Regions from separate parts of the Homo sapiens genome. Here region 1 is linked to region 2. Evidence: read pairs that join two places in POLR2A ChIA-PET (ENCODE). Cell type or tissue: endothelial cell of umbilical vein. All regions are shown on one strand. Links, peaks and the distances in the headings refer to the core of each region. The heading gives the core; the rest is flanking DNA.

The links. ChIA-PET counts read pairs that join two places held together with the same protein. Peaks named below come from ENCODE experiments on the same cell type or tissue, not always from the same donor. Only the 100,000 strongest peaks of a DNase experiment are listed, where the experiment ranks them.
Region 1: POLR2A ChIA-PET joins it to region 2 with 6 read pairs; 3 of 35 experiments call an interaction of 5 or more read pairs at or near these places.

The regions. Positions count from the first base shown.
Region 1 is chr10:35,268,144-35,273,117 of GRCh38, forward strand. It overlaps a transcript of CCNY not described here. Among named protein-coding and RNA genes, the nearest start is that of LINC02634, 26 kb to the left of the region's middle. In endothelial cell of umbilical vein, for the core only: no CTCF peak of the experiment used is centred there; no DNase peak of the experiment used is centred there.
Region 2 is chr10:35,572,361-35,577,334 of GRCh38, forward strand. CCNY (cyclin Y) reads left to right here. Exons shown (of 10, transcript NM_145012.6): 10 at 1-307. Among named protein-coding and RNA genes, the nearest start is that of GJD4, 30 kb to the right of the region's middle. In endothelial cell of umbilical vein, for the core only: a CTCF peak has its summit at 2,632 (motif pointing right); a DNase peak (open chromatin) is centred at 2,811; H3K27ac peaks cover 1,391 bases.

The sequences.
Region 1 (4,974 bases), core at 552-4,551, 300 kb before region 2:
CTTGGCCTCCCAAAATGCTGGGATTACAGGCGTGAGCCACTGTGCAGGGCCCCTTGGTTCTTATCTTCTTGGTGTAAAAGAATTTAAATGCCAGGTGCGGTGGCTCACACCTATAATCCCAACACTTTTGGAGGCTGAGGCAGGTGGGTCACTTGAGGTCAGGAGTTCGAGAACAGCCTGGCCAACATGGTGAAACTCTGTCTCTACCAACAACGACAAACAACATTCAATCTTAAGGCTTGAATACAATCTTTGCCTCGTGTCCCACATGGCTGTGGTTGGGTCCCTGAGGCTTCCCTGCCCCCGTGGTTTTGCTGAGCACAGTGTATACCACAGCTCTTACAGGTTTGTGTTGTGTTCCTGGGGCTCTCCCAAGCTGGTATTGTGTGCTGGTGGCCCCACAAGTCTAGGGTCTTGAGGTAGCCCTGTTCCCACAGCTCCACTAAGCATTCTAGCCAGGGCTCTCTGCAGTGACCCCTTCCCTGTGGCAGTCCTTTGCCTGGCCCCAAGGCTCTCTGAGGCATCCTTTGAAATCTAGGTGGAGATGGCCAGCCTGTACAGCCCTTGCATTCTGCTTGCCTACAGAGTTAGCACTACATGAGTGCCACCAAGGTTTATGGCCTGAACTTCACAGCAGTGGCCTGAGCCATACCTGGGCCTGCTGGAGGCACAGCCAGAGTGACCAAGCAGCACTGGGCCAGAATGCGGGGAGGCAGCAAGCCCAGCGGTCTCAAGGGCTCCTGGGGCCCCTCCTTTGCCATTCTGCCCTCAAGGGCCTAGCACTGTGGGCCTGTGAAGGGCCTGGTAGCCCTGGAGATCTCTGGAATGCCTCTAAGGTGATTCTCCCATTATCTTCATGAACAGCATCTGGCTTCCTTCTATGCGTACTTATCTCCTTATCAAACAGTCACTTGGCCACACCCTCAGTTTTCTATCCTTAAGAATACTTTTTAAAGATTTATGTGGCCAGGCTGAAAATTTTCCACATTTTTACATACTGCCTCCCTTTTGATGATAGATTTTCTCTTTAACTGATTCTTCCTTCTGGCATTTTACTATAAGCAGTTAAAAGCAGCCATGCGGCACACTGAACACTGCTTAGAGATTTTCTTTGCCAAATAATCTACTTCCTTCCTTCCTTCCTTCCTTCCTTCCTTCCTTCCTGCTTTCTTGCTTTCTTTTTTGTTTTTTGAGACAGAGTCTCACTCTGTTGCCCAGGCTGGAGTGCAGTGGCAAAATCTTGGCTCACTGCAACCTCCACCTCCTGGGTTCAAGCGATTCTCCTGCCTCACCCTTCCTAGTAGCCGGGGTTACTACACCTGGCTAAGTTTTGTATTTTTAGTAAAGGTGGGGTTTTGCCATGTTGGCCAGGCTGAGTCTCAAACTCCTGACCTCAAGTGATCCACCCTCCTCAACCTCCCAAAGTGCTAGGATTACAGGCATGAGCCGCTGTGCCCAGCCAAGTTCGCCACTCTTTTTTTTTTTTTGTTTTGTTTTTTTTTTGAGATGGAGTCTCACTCTGTCACCCAGGCTGGAGTGCAGTGGCATGATCTCAGCTCACTGCAACCTCCGCCTCCTGGGGTTCAAGCGATTCTCCTGCCTCAGCCTCTGAAGTAGCTGGGATTACAGGTGCCCACCACCATGCCCGGCTAATTTTTGTATTTTTAGTAGAGATGGGGTTTTACCATGTTGGCCAGGCTGGACTTGAACTCCTGACCTAGTGATCCACCTGCCTCAGACTCCCAAAGTGCTGGGGTTACGTGCCCGGCCAAGTTCATCACTCTTAAATTCTGCCTTCTACAAAGTACTAGAACATGAACATAATTCAGACAGGTTCTTTGCCACTTTTGAACATATGACCTTTCTTGTAGTTTCCAACAAGATATTCCTCATTTCCACCTAAGACCTCATCAGAATGACCTTTATTGTCCATATTTCAACCAACATTTTCTTCACAATCACTTCAGTAATCTCTGAGACTGAAGCTTTCTCTACAACTCTCCTCTGCTTCTGAGCCCTTACTCCAATTGCCCTTAATGACTCATTCAGGGTGAAAAAAGGAGTAAACTCCCTCCAACAAGCCCTTTGGTAGGGGCACCCGATCCCATTCATGAGGGTTTGCTCTCATGACCCAGTCCCCTCCAAAAGGGTGCTCCTCTTAATAGTGTTGCATAGGAGACTAAAATTCACTTTAGTCTAATGAATTTTGGAAGGGACAAAAACATTCAAATCTAGCACAAATAGAAAAATAGAAGAAAGGGGAGGAATTACCAATGTGTCCTCCATGACTCACATCCAGTGACATCAGACTTGTCACTTTCTTGTTTCAGGGTTGATAAACTAATTGTAGAGACATTTTCAGATTTTGTTCTCACTATGCAAAAATTAAAATTTTAAAATAACATATTTTTGGTTTTTGCCTGAATTGGTGCATGTGCTGGAAGTGTGAGTGCTCCAATTTGCCCAGAGTCCACAACAACACCTGCCAATCATGCTGTCGCTTTTTTGTTGCTCTAACTTCAGTGTGTAGCTGAATCTCTACCCCTTTTCGCAATTCTTAGACATGGTCAGTTCTTTTTTTTTTCTTTTTTTTTTTTTTTGAGACAGAGTCTTGCTCTGTCGCCTAGGCTGGAGTGCAGTGGTGTGATCTCGGCTCACTGCAAGCTCTGCCTCCCGGGTTCATGCCAGTCTCCTGCCTCAGCCTCCCAAGTAGCTGGGACTACAGGCGCCCGCCACCACACCCGGCTAATTTTTTGTATTTTTAGTAGAAACGGGGCTTCACCGTGTTAGCCGGGATGGTCTCGATCTCCTGACCTCGTGATCCGCCCGCCTCAGCCTCCCAAAGTGCTGAGATTACAGGTGTGAGCCACCAAGCTTGGCCTTGGTATATTTTTATTGAGTTAAAGTTTATAACAGTTTCTGGCCTGACATGTAAGGGATTAGAAGTCACGCTCTGTTATAACAAGTAAAAAGCTGAACAAACTGAAAAATCAACAGCTCCTTTTAGATCTCTCAGAGAAGTGAAGTCACAGGGAAAACCACTGTCCCCAGAATTGAAGAGACAAACAGGCAGTTATGGAAAACCACAACTTAATAGAGCAGAAACCCACAAACAAAAATCTCCCCAGGAATCAGCTCCAGGACAGGAAAACTTGAACTGCAGTGGATGGATTGCTGAAGGTTCAGCGTGGAGAAGCCTGAGAGTTAAAAACTTCAGGGGGAGCCATTCAGAAAAGAGTCCCACACACTCCTTTGAATTTACCTCCCAGAGCTCTACCAGGTCCTCACAATGAAGGCTGAAGAAAAATCCCCTGTGCTTCTGGCAGGGGGAAGGGAAAGTCTCCATTCTGAAATACCCGAGCATTCTGTTCTCAACAAGGCCAGCCCTCAGGAGAAACTATTTTACCAGAGCCTAACCTGCTAGGCTTTTCTGAAAGACAGGGTCACCCAGGCTAAAGTGCAGCCTGACTGCTGTCCTCTGAGAGGAGAAATCTGAGCTTCCCACTCTGCACCTCCACCATCTGTCTTTGCAGCTCATTCCCTCCTTCACCGATGCCAGAGTGGCCCCTCCAACCCCACTGGGGCTTGTAATCCATTTCCTTGGCGCTTTGCCCTCTGCCCCCCTTGGCAACCCCCTTGGGTTCCACAGTGCATTATTATAATTAACCTCTGGCTTACACCCTCAACTCACATGCTCCTTTCTTTCTGTTGTACTTGAGGTACAATGCTGGCCCCAGTGAAAATACCACTAATGGCTCACTCTTCACTTGCACTCAGGCAGCTGAAGCCAAATGGAGAAAAATGCAAACCCATGATGACCTAAAATGTATGACACTGTCACAAAGTGCCATAAATCTCTCTGTTTTTTTAGACAGAGTCTCGCTCCAGGCTGGAGTGCAGTGGAGCGATCTCGGCTTACTGCAACCTCCGCCTGCCAGGTTCAAGTGATTCTCTTACCTCAGCCTCCTGAGTAGCTGGGATTACAGGCATGCAACACCATGCCCAGCTAATTTTTGTATTTTTAGTAGAGAGGGGGTTTCTCCATGTTGGCCAGGCTAGTCTCAAACTCCTGACCTCAGGTGATCTGCCTGCCTCGGCCTCCCAAAGTGCTGGGATTACAGGCGTGAGCCACTGTGCCTGGCCTTTTTTTTTTTTTTTAACTTTTTACATTCAGGGGTACATGTGCAGGTTTGTTACATAGATAAACCTGTATCATGGAGGTTTGTTGTGCAGATTATTTCATCACCCAGATATTAGGCCTAGCGGCCATTAGTTATTTTTCCTGATCCTCTTCTTCTTCCCACCCTTCACCTCACACCCTTTGTGTCCATGTGTTCTCATCATTTAGCTCCCACATATAAGTGAGAACATGTGATGTTTGGTTTTCTGTTCCTGCGTTAGTTTGCTAAGGATAATGGCCTTCAGCTGTATCTGTGTTCCTGCAAAGGACATGATGTTGTTCTTTTTTATGGCTGCATAGTATTCCATGGTGTATATGTACCACATTTTCTTTATCCAGTCTACCATTGATGGGCATTTAGGCTGATTCCATGTCTTTGGTATTGTGAATAGTGCTGCAATGAACATATGTGTGCATGTGTCTTTATGATGGAATGATTTATTTTCTGTTAAGTATATACCCAGTAATGGAATTGCTGGGTTGAATGGTGGTTCTGTTTTTAGGTCTTTGAGGAATCACCAGTATTTTCCACAATGGTTGAACTAATTTACACTCCCACCAACATTGTATAAGTGTTCCTTTCTCTCCACAACTTTGCTAGCACCTTTTTTTTTTTTGACTTTTTAATAATGGTCACTCTGACTGGTGTGAGATGGTATGTCACTGTGGTTTTGATTTGCCTTTCTCTAATGATCAGTGGTGTTGAGCTTTTTTTCACATGCTTGTTACAAATTGCTATAAACTTCAAGTGTGCTCTTGGTGCTGCCTGGAAGTCCTACATTTCCCTAATCCAT
Region 2 (4,974 bases), core at 319-4,318:
CAACCCCCACTTCCCGGATTCAAGCAATTCTGCCTCAGCCTCCCGAGTAGCTAGGATCACAGGCACCCACCACCATGCCCAGCTGATTTTTGTAGTTTTAGTAGAGACAGAGTTTCACCACGTTGGCCAGGCTGGTCTCAAACTCCTGACCTCAAGTGATCCACCCCCCTCAGCCTCCCAAAGTGCTGAGATTACAGGCGTGAGCCACTGCCCCTGGCCCAGATTTGAAATTTTTTAAAAATAAAACATGATTCTTGGTTATTGTAGGTATTTAATAAATGTTAAATAAATATATACATAGAACAAAGTAGTGCCTGCCTTCCTGCTGTGTTTTTTGAGTTAGTATATTGAGATAAAATTCAACAGGTTTTATGGATGCTGAGTGAACCAGTTCTTTGCAAGAGCAGTGGTAGAAAGTGGTATTGGCCCTGTGTTCTTGAGCGACTCACAAAAGTATGAGAGCTACTCCAGCAATTGAGAAGTTGCACAATAGAGACCTAATAGAACATGTCACTTTCATATTGATACCCCATTTTGTCTGAAACCACTTTATCTCCCTTGATGTCATTGGAGTCAGCATCTTGGGTGGGTCTTAAAGACATTATCTTCTGAAAAGTCAGCCATGATGAGGTCCTACCCTTGTTGAAAAAGAGAAGGAAACAAGAAACATGCTCTTGCACTGAGACAGGAACAGGATACTTAACTTGGGTTTTATATATATATTTATTTTTAAATATATATATATTTTTAAACAGAGTCTCACTTTGTCACTCTGCCTGGTGTGCAGTGGCACAATCATAGCTCACTGTAGCCTCCAACTCCTGGGCTCAAGTGATCCTCCCGCCTCAGCCTCCCTGGGACGATGGGCCTGTGCCACCATGCCCACCTAATTTACTTGTTTTTTTTTTTTTGAGATGGAGTCTCACTCTGTCGCCCAGGCTGGAAGTGCGGTGGTGCAATCTCAGCTCACTGCAACCTCTGCCTCACAGGTTCAACTGATTCTCCTGTCTCAGCCTCCCAAGTATCTGGAACTGCAGGCACACACCACCACACCTGACTAATTTTTGTATTTTTCATAGAGATGGGGTTTCACCATGTTTGCCGGGCTGGCCTCAAACTCCTGACCTCAAGTGATCCGCCGGCCTCAGCCTCCCAAAGTGCTGGGATTACAGGCGTGAGCCACTGCTCCTGGCCAGGCTAATTTTTAAATTTTCTATAGAAATGGGGTCTTGCTGTGTTGCCCATGCCGGTCTTCAACTCCCAGCTTCAAGTGCTCCTCCTGCCTCACCCTCCCAGGGTGTTATGTCTTTAGCTGCATGGATTTCAAGCCAAGGCCTGCAAACAGCTTGGTTAAGGTGCTGACTTGCTGTTATTGAATGCAGCGCCCTGCTAGAGCTGTTGCACCCAAACAGGGCTGGGGAGATGCCCAGGAGTGCTTGCAGTCACAGTGGTGGGGCTGGAGTTCGTACCTCCAAGTCAGCAGGCTCCCTGCCTGTTTTCCTGTTAGATTTTCTTACTAAGTTTGCATATGTGAAGGGGCTAAAGGTCCTGTCTGTCACTCTTCTCAGCAGTGATCAACCTCAAAATGAGCTTCTTAATCTGGCAGCTGCTGTCTCTGTGCACTGTGGCAGGTCTGAGCTGGGCACAGCAGCTGGGTGAGGACTTGGCCTGGCAACTGTATCTGTCCTTCATAGGTTTTTGTGAAAAGAGTTCTGCAGAACCTGTTACAGTAAGAAGTGAACTCAAACATGATGTCTGACTTAATGATGTTCAGATTCTACAGGTCTCAATAAACTTTCCAGTGTCCTTTAAGGGACTTGGTTTCAGTGGGGGGCTTTCCTTTTAAGAATTTTTGTTCATATAAATAAGTTATTTCAAATAAGGGATAAAAGAATGGCATTACAAAATATAGTTTGGGATAGAAATATTAAATGTAGCGAGAATTTATGCATAAGATGTTAACATCGGTATTGATTTTTTTGTCATGGAACCTTGGGTTTTAGTCTCAGTCCAAAAGATTAACTTGCTCTGTGACCTTGGACAAATTATTTGACCTCTCTGGACCTCTCAGTGACCTTGGCTGTGAGGGAGACTCTTGTTTTCATCACCTGTCTTAGTCTGTTTCTGAGCACACTCTGCTCAGCCATTCAGCCACAATTGTTGGACGCTCCTCTAAATGTAGCAAGGGTGGACATAGTAAAAGCCAAGTGCAAGCCTAACGGTGACAGAAAACCCAGGACGAGGGGAAGTCGGTTGTGTTCTCCAGGTCCTCTCCTAAAGAAGGGTGGCCATGGGTAGAAGCAGCAGGTCTTACAGGACCTGGGTACCCAGTTTTCCGCTGCTGTCCCTTCTTCCCCAGCTCTCCCAAGTACAGCTGAATGCTCAGCGTGGCCTCTAGTTGGCCATTCCTGGACCTGGTTTGTGAGTTCTTGTCTGCATTGGTGGATCCTGGAAATCTCGAAACAGTGGAAGTGGGTGTGTGAATCCACTGCCAAGTGCCTCTGTCCTGAAGAGGATGCTGCTTCATTTCTGTGAGCTCCAGCAATGCTTCCTTAGACCTGCTGACCAAAGCTCAGGAAGCCAACCTCGGAAGAGAAGGATTTTGCACCTCCTCCCGTGCAGACACCAGCACTAGGGGGCAGCGCGTGGTAATGATGACTCTGCAGGGGCAGGACCCCCCAGGACCAGGCCTTGGTGCAATGCAGCAGGCATGTGGTCTGGCAGGTCCCATGGCTGTGATCAATTCTGAGTCACTTCATCTTTAAAACAGAGAAATGTGTGACTTCCAGAGCCTTTCCGTCCCTAATATCCCGTTATGGTTATGCTGGGTTTTGCAGGAGCAACCTCGAGACTAATAAGAGGTTTAGTCACCCCTGCAATCTTTGAAAAACAACAAATACAGGATGTGGAAAAACCGAGAGTGAGGCACCCAGAGCCCAGAATGCTGGGTAGCTCCTTCCCTAGCTTGTGCAGCATCCTGTGCTGAGCCACGGCCCCTTACGTGTAAGCAAAACTCGAAACAAAATTCCTGTTCTAGAATATTATCTAGAAAATGTGTACTTGTTTTATACTGACGTAATTCCTTCAACAAATATTGAGCTGGACACTGTCTAATTCATGTTGGGGATGGATATGGCTTTCTTGGGGGATGTTCTAGTGGAGCAGATGGTCAAATAAGTTAGCGTGTAAAAAGGATCTTGGTAAGTGTCAGGAGGGAAATTGAGTGGTTATGATAGTAACTAGGAGGTGGCAGCTTGATGGACATGACCTTTTGAGTGGACGTCTCCGTGGAAGAGATGGGGAGAAGGGAAGATGGATGGAGATGTGGTTGGAGAAGAGCTGATCAGCCCAGGCCTCACAGGCATTGCTGAGGAACACAGATTTGAAGACCAATGGGAAACTGCCACAGAATTTAGTTAGTTCTGGTGCTCAAGGAGTGGGTGTGACAGGCAGCACGGTTCCCGCCTGGACGGCCACAAGGTGGAGAGAAGGGCCACATGTACTTCAGAGGTTACACATAGGAAAAGAAAGACCAGTTCTCGCCACACTTCTGGGGTGAACCATCGGTAAGTTGTAACAGATAATGTGTTCCTGAGGTTAGTCCAAATCCTGAGTACCGGTAATCTACCATGCATCATACACAATGAGACTGTGTCAAGATGAAAAACCCGGACCCCTGCTCTCAAAAGCTGTGTTTGGGCTGGATCAATGAAAACAGACACATTTTCATCCTAAACACATCTTCATCCTAGCATGGGCATGAGGTGGAATCTCTGAACCTGTCTTTGGTAATAAAAATGTAGACAGAGCGGTTCTTGAACATCATTTCTTCCTGCAGGCACTTGTGGGTTATATAGTCATTTATCTTGTGTTCAGTATTTTTTTAGTACCTTGAAGCTAATGTGATTGCTACCAAGAAAATCTAGGAGAAACAACTGGAAAATTATAAGAATTCAGTAAGATTATAGTTACAAGATTAGTACACAAAAATTGAGTTTTCTAATTTACCAGCAGCAATCAATTAGAGAATATAATGGAGATGCCATTCAAAAATAGCAACAAAGTGTTGCTATTTTGCTGCACATGCCTGTAGTCTCAGCTACTCAGGAGGCTGAGGCAGGAGGATCACTTTGAGCCCAGGAGTTTGGGACTGCAAAGAGCTGTGATGGCATCACTGCACTCTAGCCTGGGTGACAGAGCAAGACCTTGTCTCTTAAGAAAAAAACCCAAACCACAAAATAGGAGCAAATTATGTCAAAGAACAAAAACATTTATTAAATGCTTACAGTGTGTCCTGCACAGTTTAAGCACTCAACATTTGTTAATTCATTTAATCCCCATAACAATTGCATGAGGTAGCTACTATTATTCCGGATGAAGGTGCTTATTAGGCTTGGAGAGGTGAAAACCCTGGTCAGTAAGTGGTAGAGCCAGAAAGCCTGATACCAGAGTTTTTTTTAGAGGCAGGATCTCACTGTGTTGCCCAGGCTGGTCTTGAACTGGACTCAAGTGATCCTCCTGCCCTGGCCTCCCGGAAGGCTGGGATTACAGGCATGAGCCACTGCACTTGGCCCAATCCAGAGCTTATTTCTCATCACTATGCTACATGGTCTTTCACTGCCACTGATTAGGGAGAAACCCATCTAGAAACATGCTATGCTGGATTGAGTAGTGCCCTCTAAAAATTCATTTCCACCTGAAATGTACAGATATGACCTTATTTGGAAATAAGGTCTTTGCAGATGTAATTAGTTAAGACGAGGTCATATTGGACTAGGGTGGGCCTAAATCCCTGTAAGGAGAGGGGAGTCGGCAGACACAGGGACAACACGCTGTGGAGGTGAAGGCAAAGGTTGGAATGATGCAGCCGCAAGCCAAGGAACGCCAAGGTTGGCCAGGGCCAGCAGAAGCTGGAAGAGGCAAGGAAGAATCCTTCTCTGGAGTTTCCAGAGCATATGGCCCTGCTGGCACCTT